Regions from separate parts of the Mus musculus genome. Here region 2 is linked to region 1. A link is a contact called in ENCODE Hi-C data. All regions are on one chromosome and are shown on one strand. The core of a region is the stretch at or near the end of the contact, and the rest is flanking DNA. Distances in the headings are between cores, read along the strand shown. Region 1 holds the start of Fam160b1 (family with sequence similarity 160, member B1). Region 2 holds the start of Rab11fip2 (RAB11 family interacting protein 2 (class I)).

The links. A loop is a pair of places that touch in the nucleus more often than their neighbours do.
Region 2: a map of left cerebral cortex shows a loop between it and region 1 (9-fold over the local background). The contact joins the promoter of Rab11fip2 here to the promoter of Fam160b1 in region 1. A Hi-C loop is called at or near these places in 2 of 37 maps with a recorded cell type or tissue (left cerebral cortex and regulatory T cell).

Annotation. Positions count from the first base shown.
Region 1 is chr19:57,358,214-57,363,343 of GRCm38, forward strand. It overlaps Fam160b1 (family with sequence similarity 160, member B1), which reads left to right and starts at 2,796. Exons shown (of 17, transcript NM_145505.4): 1 at 2,796-3,157. The coding sequence starts at 3,113. It overlaps B230217O12Rik (RIKEN cDNA B230217O12 gene), which reads right to left and starts at 2,686. Exons shown (of 3, transcript NR_040316.1): 1 at 1,801-2,686.
Region 2 is chr19:59,940,926-59,946,055 of GRCm38, forward strand. It overlaps Rab11fip2 (RAB11 family interacting protein 2 (class I)), which reads right to left and starts at 2,439. Exons shown (of 6, transcript NM_001033172.3): 1 at 1,723-2,439. The coding sequence starts at 2,075.

The sequences.
Region 1 (5,130 bases), core at 1,546-4,045:
CCCCCCCCCCCCGAGCAGGGAGGACCCCCCAGATCCCGAACAGACTTCACCTGCCCTGGAACCTGGCTGTGCCATTTGCTCAGGTACCCGTTCTTCTGGTTGCCTTCAGTCAACGCGACAAAACCACAGCTGGAAGCAACTTAACTTGGGGAAAAGGGGTTTGTTTACTTTTGCTTATGATTCCAGAGACTACACAGTCCACCGAGGCGGGAAGGCATAGCAGCAGGGGCTGGGGCCAGCCTAGCAGTCAGGAAGCTGAGTGATCCAAGGGGAACCGGAAGTGGGGCCAAACAATAGCCCTCCAAGCCAGGCTCCCAGCATGCTCTTCTCCAGCAAGCCTCCAGCTCCTAAAGGTTCTACAACGTCCCCGAACAGCGCCACCAGGTGGAACCAAGTGCTCAAACAGCAGTCCACAAGGAACGTTTCAAACCACGCTTTCGGTCTCTAACTCGGGACAAGTTCTTGGAATTGATACCTTTTTTTCATCCCTGCCTTTCTTCACTGGTGCATCACATTAACCCCTCAGCTGCCCTTCTAGCTCTGCTGCCATCTCTTCTCCTGACCAATGTGTTCTTGGGGTTTATAGAGGCAGAATTCGTTTACTCTCAGTTCATCAGGCCTTGTGAGGGGAACGGTGCTACATTTTTTTCCCCCCACATCCTTCTACTGCACCAGAAACCGTCAAACGCTGAAAATATGTATCATCTAGCCGTTCCCGTTTTTCTTGGCTCCTGCCCACTTGGGTGTCAGTTCTCCAGTCTCCCTGTGTTTGGATGTGTGTACGCTTCTTCCAAGTTCACACGTGTGCACATGCCCACAAAAGTCAGACGAGGGTGTTGGTCCCTCTGGAACCAACTGGAGTTGCAGGAGGTTGTGAGCCACCGGGCACAGGTGCCGGGAACTGAACTTGGTACCTTGGAAGAGCGGCAAACGTTCTTAGCCACAAAACAATACTCCAGTCCCGTTTTTATAAAGAACTAAATTTATTATGGGCTTAATAGAATAAATACAGGAGGTTCCAATTGAGGTACTTCAGGCACCTAGGGTGTTTTCAAGGGTAAAGGGAGCCTCCTCTTGGGTTTCCTCAAAGCAGTGGTTGAGGTGAGTCCAACTGCATCAACAACTGCATCCAAGCACTAGGCAGGCTATACATTAGTGCCTCCTCCAGCATTCGGAACGGGAGTAGGAAATCTATCTACTGGCTATACATTAGTGCCTCCTCCAGCATTCGGAACGGGAGTAGGAAATCTACCTACTGGCTTTACATTAGTGCCTCTCCCAGCATTCGGAACGGGAGTAGGAAATCTACCTACTGGCTCAGTTACAGTTCTAGCTAACTTGTGCGTCTTAGAAATTAGGGACCAGGCAGATAAATCATTGAGTATTGATATTAACCCATAGCCAAACATATATTTTATTGTGCTTATAATAAGTATGCAAAGTTAAATATCCATCACACACAACTTGTAGCCCGCCTAAACATCACTCCCTACACAAGTTGTGGCTGCAGGACATTGTGAAAATACAAACTGCCATGTAATTAGCCAGGAAAATTATTATGGTTGATAAACTGACCAAACCTCATAAGTAGTATGAATAATAACAACAAACATTGTGTGCTCTAGGATGGAGCAGGAACAAGGACCTTGAACGTGGCAAGGAACACAGCTCAATGTCCAACAAATAACAGAGGATGTTGCCAGCGTTTTAGTTTACAGAAAGCAAGGCTATGCTTACCTGCTTTTGAGCATAGCAGAAGCAAACAACCAAAGCATGAGAAAGACTCGAGTCTCCCCTTACCTTCTCTCTTGGTTTCCTCTCCTCTTGTGTTGTTACTAATGTTATAACAAGGAGGAGAGCCTGTGATCCCCGGCTTTCTTCACTGCTACATTGGTAACCTCACGGCCCAGAATGGCAGAGCTGGATCCAAACAGGCTTCTCAACCCTGCTCAGAGTTGCGGCGCCCTCTTCTGCCCTCTGCTCAACGAATTATACTATCAATAGGTATTTTTCATCCATGTTAATGAGAAATCTACTTCACCCTAATGCAGAACTCCCCGATCCTTTTCGTGAAATGCTAATACCAGCTTGAAACAAAGTTCTTCAGATTTTCAGAAGTTGCATCAACCATCTTAAAATGGTCAGTGTTTCCTCTACGCCTTGTTTAATACACATTTGCATAGTGTTTTAGGAAGCCTCCAGCCCAGGGCTCATTAACTTGAGGCTTCACTCATCGGTGTTAGGCATCCTGAATATTATTTCCTTTTCCAGAAACACACTGAAACCTTGTAGGCCACCATCCTGCGTTATTTAACCGAACCCTCATCCCACGTGTCCATTTGGCATTTCCGGGTTTTGATAAGGATAAGCTATTTTAGTCTAGCGGGATCTTCCCACCTGCATTGGATGCGGTCGAATCCCTAGCACGTGGACCCGCTGTCCGTTTTTTGCGTTCGGGATGCTGGTATTTTCCCAGCGGCCTTCCAGTCTTGCCCTACGTATGGTACGCAAGCGCAGCGTCAACACGTCGCTGCCAAATCCTCACACTGCTCTCTGGTCACCGAGAGACGAGTGCCAGCACCGCCGGGTGCGCCACGCCAGGCCCGCCCTCCCTCCTGGCCTCAGCCTTTCAGCGCCCCGCCGACCCCGCCCGCCCTGCTCTCCCCATCGGCCCCGCCCTCAAGTCGGCCCCGCCCTCCCTGCTGGCCCCGCCCTCCCCGCCCTGGCCTCTGCGCGCCCCGCCCCGCGTCCAGCGACGCCGGCAGCGGAGACCTGGGCTTCCCCGGGCCGCATCAGCGTCCCCTGCAGGCCGCGGCGGGCACGGCAGCCGGAAGAGCCCGAGCTCCTGCCACCGTGTCCGCGTCGCCGCCGCTGAGCTCCGCGGTGCCCCGATTGCAGCCGAACGACCTCGGAGCCGCCCGCCGCGGCCCCGCGTCCTCCGATCAGAGCCGCCGCGCCTCCCGCCCGGCCTCCGCCCTCCGCTCCCCGCCCGGGCCCGCCCGCACCGGCCTTCACTCTGGAGCGGCCCGGGCAGCCGCAGCAGGGGCGGCGGCGGCGCATCGAGGAGCTCTCCAGGTCGTCCCGGGAGAAGCTGCTGCAGTCCCGGGACAGGATGTTCTCCAAGCTTACGTCCATCCTGCAGCATGCCGTGGAGGCGGTGAGTCCGATTGGGGTGCGGGGGGCTGCGAGGCGCGGGGAGGGAGGCTGCGGCGAGGCCTGGGCACCCCCGGGGCCTCTGCTCTCCAGCCGGGGACCGGGCGGCTCCCGAGGCCTCCTGGCCGTTAACCTCCGGGGCTACGTGGCCAGCGCCGCGCAAGACAAAAGAACGGCGGTGCTGGTGGGCAGGGCTTGCTTTTGCTTTGGTACGGGTGAGAGAGGAGCGGCGGGGACCCTGGGGCCCGGTCCACACCGGTACCGGCTCTGCCAGCTCGGGCCCAGCGGCCCACCTCGGCCGGACCTCGGTGATCGATCTGCGGGAGTTTGCGGGTCCGCGATCGCCCAGCTCACACCATCTGTTTCCCTTTTCTTGTCTGTAATGCGCTTCCTGGAGGCTCTTGGCGCAGCCTGCAACCGCTGTACTGTGAGCCTGGTCCTAAACAGCACCGGGGGGACAGAACTCAAACCGCCAAACGTACAGCACCCAAAAACCTAGGAAGAGAATGCTTTTCTTGTCGGTGCTAAACGCGACCCTTTGCTTTATTTTACTAGCTAATTTTGGACTGAGTATCATCCTATGTGAAGAAAGTTACTGTGTTTTTTTTTTTTTAATGGCATTTTCTTTGCATATTGAGAATGGCCTAATAGTAGCACTTTCAAATTCACATGACTTTCTAAAGAAAAGTAAAAAGATGACAAAATACCACGGTGGTTTTTAGGGTCAGCTAAGAAAATTAGAGTTGTGAGTTTCAGATATGGAGACAAAATTTTAACACAATTGCTTTTTACATACTTCGTGGAATTTGGGTTTCGCTTGGTGGCACATCAAACAAGAAAGAAATGGGGTTGCCTGAGGAGCAGTGTTGACACATGGGGTAGAGAACTGCACTCTAAGATGCCAATTCTACTTTTCTTGCTTAATATGGAGTCAGTGTGCAACAGCATTGGTAAAATAATTTTTAAAACTTTTAACAACACTTATATTGATATTTTGTATTATACTTCAGACTATAAAGAGTCATCAAACTTTTAAAGTTCAACATTGCTTGATATAATGATAACTAAAAGATAACTATGAATAAATTATATGGATGAAACCCTGGGGCCTGCCGTGTTCTAGATAAAAACACTCCCACTGGATTTTATTTTATTTATTTATTTATTTATTTATTTATTTTTGAGATAGAGAATTGCCCAGTGCCCCAAGGTGGCCTTGAACTCATTGAGCTCTGCTCAGACTGGCCTCGAACTTCTACCTTAGCCTCTGGAGTACTTAAATTCTAGGCATGTCTCTAAGCCTGGCTAGGATTTTTGGTTTATAGACTCAGTTTGGTCCCAAGGCCTGTGTTTTCTGTTTTGGTACTCTTTTTTTTATAATTACGTGTATCATTAGCATCTATCAAATTACCTGCGTGAGCCTCTGGCTCTGTAGTATCCAGTTTCCCCATCCTGCCGTGAGGAGGGAGGAGCTCACTATGTTCACCCAGTCCCAGGAATAAATGTCTGGCCTGTGGAAATGTCAAGTTCATTTGCTCCATGCTGGTTTCTAAGCTGTGTTACAGCCACCCACACGCTTTGCCAAGAGAAAGGACTGCTCCTGATAATGTGATTGGCTCTGCTTTGCTCTTAGGAGGGGTCGCATGTAGTCCAGGCTGGCCCTGAACTTAAGATCTTATAGATTTGGTCCCTCATCCCTTGAAGAATTTTTTTTTTTATTCGCCCCTTCAACGCTATCCTGGGAAAGAACTCCCCCAGACAATGATAAACAAGCCATCGTCTGGTAGCTGAAGAATGTTTTTCATAACCCAAGATTAGTTCCTCGGTTACTCACCTCCCTGACTGTTTTGCTTGCTTTTGTCTATAAACAAGTCTTCCTGCTCCTTAATTTGTTGGCTTTTTCTCTAACCTTTTACATCCTGACCCAGCACACTAAGGAACAGAATCCTCCGGGTACTGCAGACTTGGGAGGGAGCC
Region 2 (5,130 bases), core at 1,189-3,688, 2.6 Mb after region 1:
GATAGCATTTCAAAGCATCTCCCTTCCAAAAGCTGTCCTTGATTTTATAGACAGACTACACTGTTAGAGTATTGTTCATGGTCTAGTTTATTGTAACTGCAAAGCTGCCAAAGGCGGAAATAAAACAAGAAATTTTTAAAGGGCTACTTCGTTCTCAGCATCTTTGGATCTACACTTGGGCCTACTTAAATTTGGGAATTTACGTTCGAGTGGTCTGCAGTATATTACCATTAATATTAAAAGCACTTTTTAAAGCACGGCAAAAAATTTTGAAACTGTAGATGCTCAAAACCTCACAGTCAAAACACTTTAAAGGGTATACACTAGATCATTTCATAGTGACAATTTGGGACAAATTATTTGGTTATTATTCATTTTTTCATTTTAAATCTGATGAAGAATCCCTCAGAAGAAATAACATGCTATTAAGTATCAGGAAATTTAAAAATCATTAAATATACAACTTAAACTTCTTCTCCTCCCCCCATCCTCATTGAATATTTACCTATTTTTTTTCTTCTTGCATTTCTAGTATTTTTTCTTACATACACTAAATCTTAGGTAAAGACTTTATTCAAAACAAAAACAATTCTTATTAAATGAAGTTTGCTGGCAGGTTTTACAAAGGAAATAAAGACAGATAAAAGATCACTATACTTGTAAGAAATTAATGTGAGCTTAAAGTTATCATTGCAAAAATAGTGCTCTAAAGGGTAGGTAGATGAACATGCATCAGGACTGGGTTTTGTTCTTTTTTTTTTTTAAGCTACTTGGGAAAAGTGCAGTCCTCTGATGAGTTCCCTCAGCCCTCTTTTCACAAACTCCAGCCATCTCAATGAGCCTTCAGGCCCATTACAAGCTCTGCGTGTAAGGTAAGCGTGTACAAGCATGTAAGCTAAAAGCAGGACAGCAGACCTACCTTTCCAAAGATGCTACTTGTTTCAACTTAGCACATAACATCCTAGTGTTGATTTGAATTTTGATTTCTTAAATTAAGTATATCTAACTTAGGCTAGAAAGTTCAATTTCAAAAGCCATGTTTTCATCGAAGAAGTCATTAAATCACTGCATCACAAGACTGTAATCACTGTCTCTGATCTTACACAACAGCTTTGCTGAACTAATTCTTCAGTAAACAATAGCTCCACTATACTGTAAATTCAAAGGGAAAATGTCAGTGGGCTCAAGACTGAAGATGTCTGTGCAGACTTCCAAAACTTTTGTTCTTTTAACAACTTTCTACCCTATCAAGAAGTACTGACCCTGAAAACTGGTGGAGCAAAAATAAGGCCAACTGTTTCCAATGCTGAAATAAAGAGTTCTAAACCTAGTAACTTATCTTTTGACACCCTTTACTAGTAATTTATTTTTTTAACAGTGCTCAACAAACATAGACCTAATGGTACGCATATATTTAATTTTCTGGTTTTCTAGTTCATGCTCTAGGCCTCTTATAAAAAGTATTAAAACCCAGTGCAAAATATTCCACTAAGAGCTCTTAACCTCACACAGAAATGAGAAAAAAAAATGGTTTACTAATCACTCCATTAAAAAAAAAATCAGAGTAAAGGCTATTTCCCTTCAAAGTCATGCAAAGAGAAGTGCTTAATACTGGATCCTATTTCAATCCCAAAGACCAATGCCTCAAATATACTATGTTCAAGAACAGTAAATCCATATATCTTTAAGTACCCAAAATTCAAAATAAATTATATAACTTACTCTGTTTTCCTTCTTTGTTTGTCCTCAAAGATGTCATTGAGATTGATTGCCACCTGCCCTAAAAACTTATCCAGTCCCACCAGGGACCTGTGCATCACTATAAGAAAAAGAATGTATTTCTCCGGACTACCCTGCATGAGCAACCCAGGCAGCTCAAAGGAGGCCTCCTCCTTCCAGACCGGCTCCAGGGTTTTCTCTGCTACAGATGTAGAATACTTCTCTTTGCCCAACTGAATTATGGTGTATGTGTCATTGGTACCACTTTTGCCTTTTGGCTTCAGATCTTTAGCTTGGAGCACTGTGACCTGCACGTGGGTTGGAAACCACTTTTGGGCTTGCTCAGACAGCATCATTCTGGGTTTTTTGTTTTGTTTTGTTTTTCGGTTTTGTTTTTTGTTGTTGTTGTTTTGTTTTCTCTGCGCAGAGTTCAGAAGCGCAGGCAGAGCCCCTCCCGCGGGGAGAGCCCCGTACCCTGATCACTGCATCCTTAAGAGCACTTCAGTGAGCTGGGCAGTCAGGGCTGCCGCGAGGTCCCTAAGGGCTGCTGTCAGGAGGACCGGTAGGGAGGCCGCCGCCGCTGCTGGGGTCCCTTTCTTCCGTAGAAGCACAGGGGCCCACATCACCTCCGCGCCTTCCGGGCCTCCGCGCGCAGCCCCGCGCCCCGCTTCGCCGCTATCCTGAAACCTGCGCCCCTAGGGCCCGGCCTCCGCCCCGCGCGGCCCGGCTCCTCCTCCGACCCGGCTGATACGAACCGTCGACGGCCGTGGGGCCTGGCTCCCTCCGCCCGCCCGCGCGGCCTCGCCTCGGCTCCTCCCCCCCAAGAGTGGCGCAGGCCTGGGCGAGCGGGGCGGAAGCGGCCGACCTGGACCGGTGTCGGAGGGACGCGGAGCGCGGGTGGCAAACCGAGGCCGGGCGGTGTCACCGGGTGAGGCCTGGCCAGCAACCCGCGGCTCCTAGCGCCCGGCGCGCGGCGGCCGCGCCACTTCCGGGTTGGCCGTCTCCATGTTGAGTGGGGCTGCGCGAGGGGCGGGGCCGGGCGGGGTTGGGGGTCAGCGCCTCCCTGGTTGCCTTGACGACGGGGCGCGCGGTGCGGGACGCGGAGGCTGGGATGCGCGCGCTGGACGGTGGGTGCTGAGGTTCCAACCTGTCGGTTGCAGCGGGCTGGGGAACTGTGAGCCCGCAGAGGCCGACAAGGGGTTCTGGGAGGCGGCACTGGGCCCTATACACCGCCCGCTATTGGGAGAGAACCGGTTTCCATCTTGGAAGGCAGAAATCTGTTCCAGCTGTGTGTTCAGTCCTAGCTGGGCGCTGGTGTCCTTTAATGGTGGTAGTTCTTCTTGAGTGACAGTTCAGACTTCGTCCAACCGTTCTCCATCGTCTTGAAGAGGAAACCTTCAACTGACTAAAGGGACCTCCTCCTGAGCACAGACCAAAAGCAAAGGATGCAGATAGATTCCAAAGCTTAATAAAGATTCTCTTGCTTAATAAAGATTCCCTTGCTTAATAAAGATCATAGACGCTTTGGGATGGCGTCAGAAGACCAGGCCCCCATGCCTGCCACCATAATTCTACGGAACTATTTAGTCTTTTTTCCCCCTTTCTAAGTTGTGTGTATGGCGTCCAAGTCAAAAGCATTCCCTGAGCGCTCACTGTCAAGTCCTCCAGGAATCCAAACCCCAACTTCATGGCCAGAGAGGACAGGAGTACTGTCTCTGCTTTTCAGTCTCAGGAGATGCATACTACCTCTGTTGACTTTATTTCTGTCCATGTCTGCCTAGGAAAATTCTGAAGCTCTTTGGACTGCACTTCCTGGCAGCACATCCAACCTGCGGCCAACAATAGCTATGAATGAGGCCAAACCCAACCTTAAATGCTATGAGAGTATTTAACTGCATTGTGCTTTTCTTCAGGGAGAACTTTGCAGACAGACAACAGCTCTCCAAGCAATGTCAAAAGATTAGACATCCCTGAAGGACTTTAGAGAACTAAGCATTAAACAGACATGCTAACCAATCTGTTGACTGACTAAATGCTTTTCTCCCTTTATGGGACTAATTTTGAGAATAAATATGATAGATAGGAATGTGCTTTATCCAACTTAAAATGGTCATAAACTGTAAGGTATTGGGTTTATTATTATCGGGCAAGTTTTAGAACTTCTGTTATACAAGCTGAGTTTCCATCCCGGGGAGAGCTGAGTTTCCATCCCGGGGAGACAGTGTTTGAAAAGGCCATGTGTGCAAAGCAGAACAAAATCATCTCACTGTGCACATAGCATCTGGATCCCAGAGCGGGCAGTTGTCAACTCTAAAGAAAAAATATTTTCAGGGATTTGTAAAGAGTACATTGGAGCAGTCAGTGGTGGAATTTCACCAGCATCTCTAGAGAGAAATAATATGACACCTGAAACTTGTAGAGAAACAAAATAAGTGTTTTGACATCCAATTTAAGCCTAGTTTTATAAACTGCATTTCAAAGGTTTCACATTTCTATTAGAGGTTGTAATTAAACAATAGGCAATTATAATAATGGATTGTGTTTTTAAAGCACTTACAGTGTTTGCTAAGCTTTATTAATGGTTATAAACTTGTTTACAAGTATCATTCCCCTCATTGTTGAAATGCAGCCATTTCTAGGGTGGAAGTTGGCTACAGCAGTCCACAGCAACGCAATAACAGGCTCCAACACAATGCAGAAAATGCTCTAAATTCAAGCACTGACAATTGATATTGTCCTCTCTTTTATCACACCTACATTTGAGTTTTTTCAAAACTTAGCTAGAGCCAAAATTGTTTAATATTGCTGAGTAGCAAGATAGGAATTCGTGACATAATAGTTTTAAGTCTGAATAAGAAAATAGCATCTTTTTGCTCATGGGAACCAAATGAACACACAAACCATAAGAGCCAAAGAAAGTCTAGAATTGCATTATAAAAAAGAAGCAATTTCCTAGAGTGATTCCTTTTTATTGCATCACTACATTCAGAATATAAAAGCATGTCGGCTAAGCCAAGAATATGATTGGCTCATATGAAAAAATAATATTTATATAAGACCTGAGATCAAAGTGCTCTACTAAAGTGTTCAGGTTTTTGTAAGTTTTAAAAATGATTTTTACCACTTTTAAAGTGTATGTGTAGTTATTTTTAAAGTTGGGAAGATCATATGAGTGAATACAGAAAACCCCAAAATGGAAGACAGCTACTTATTTTTAAATTTCTTTTTCTTTTTTGTTATTAGTAATGATATGTCCAGAAATCTTTAATGCAATTCTAAAAACAAGGCAGTGGGGGTAAAGGACATATTTTAGAGGAGGAAAAGGTTGAGAATTCTGATTTTATATTGTAAACACTTGATTCGGTGAGAAAAATTTGACCAGAAAGTTAAAGTGATCACAATTGTCCACCA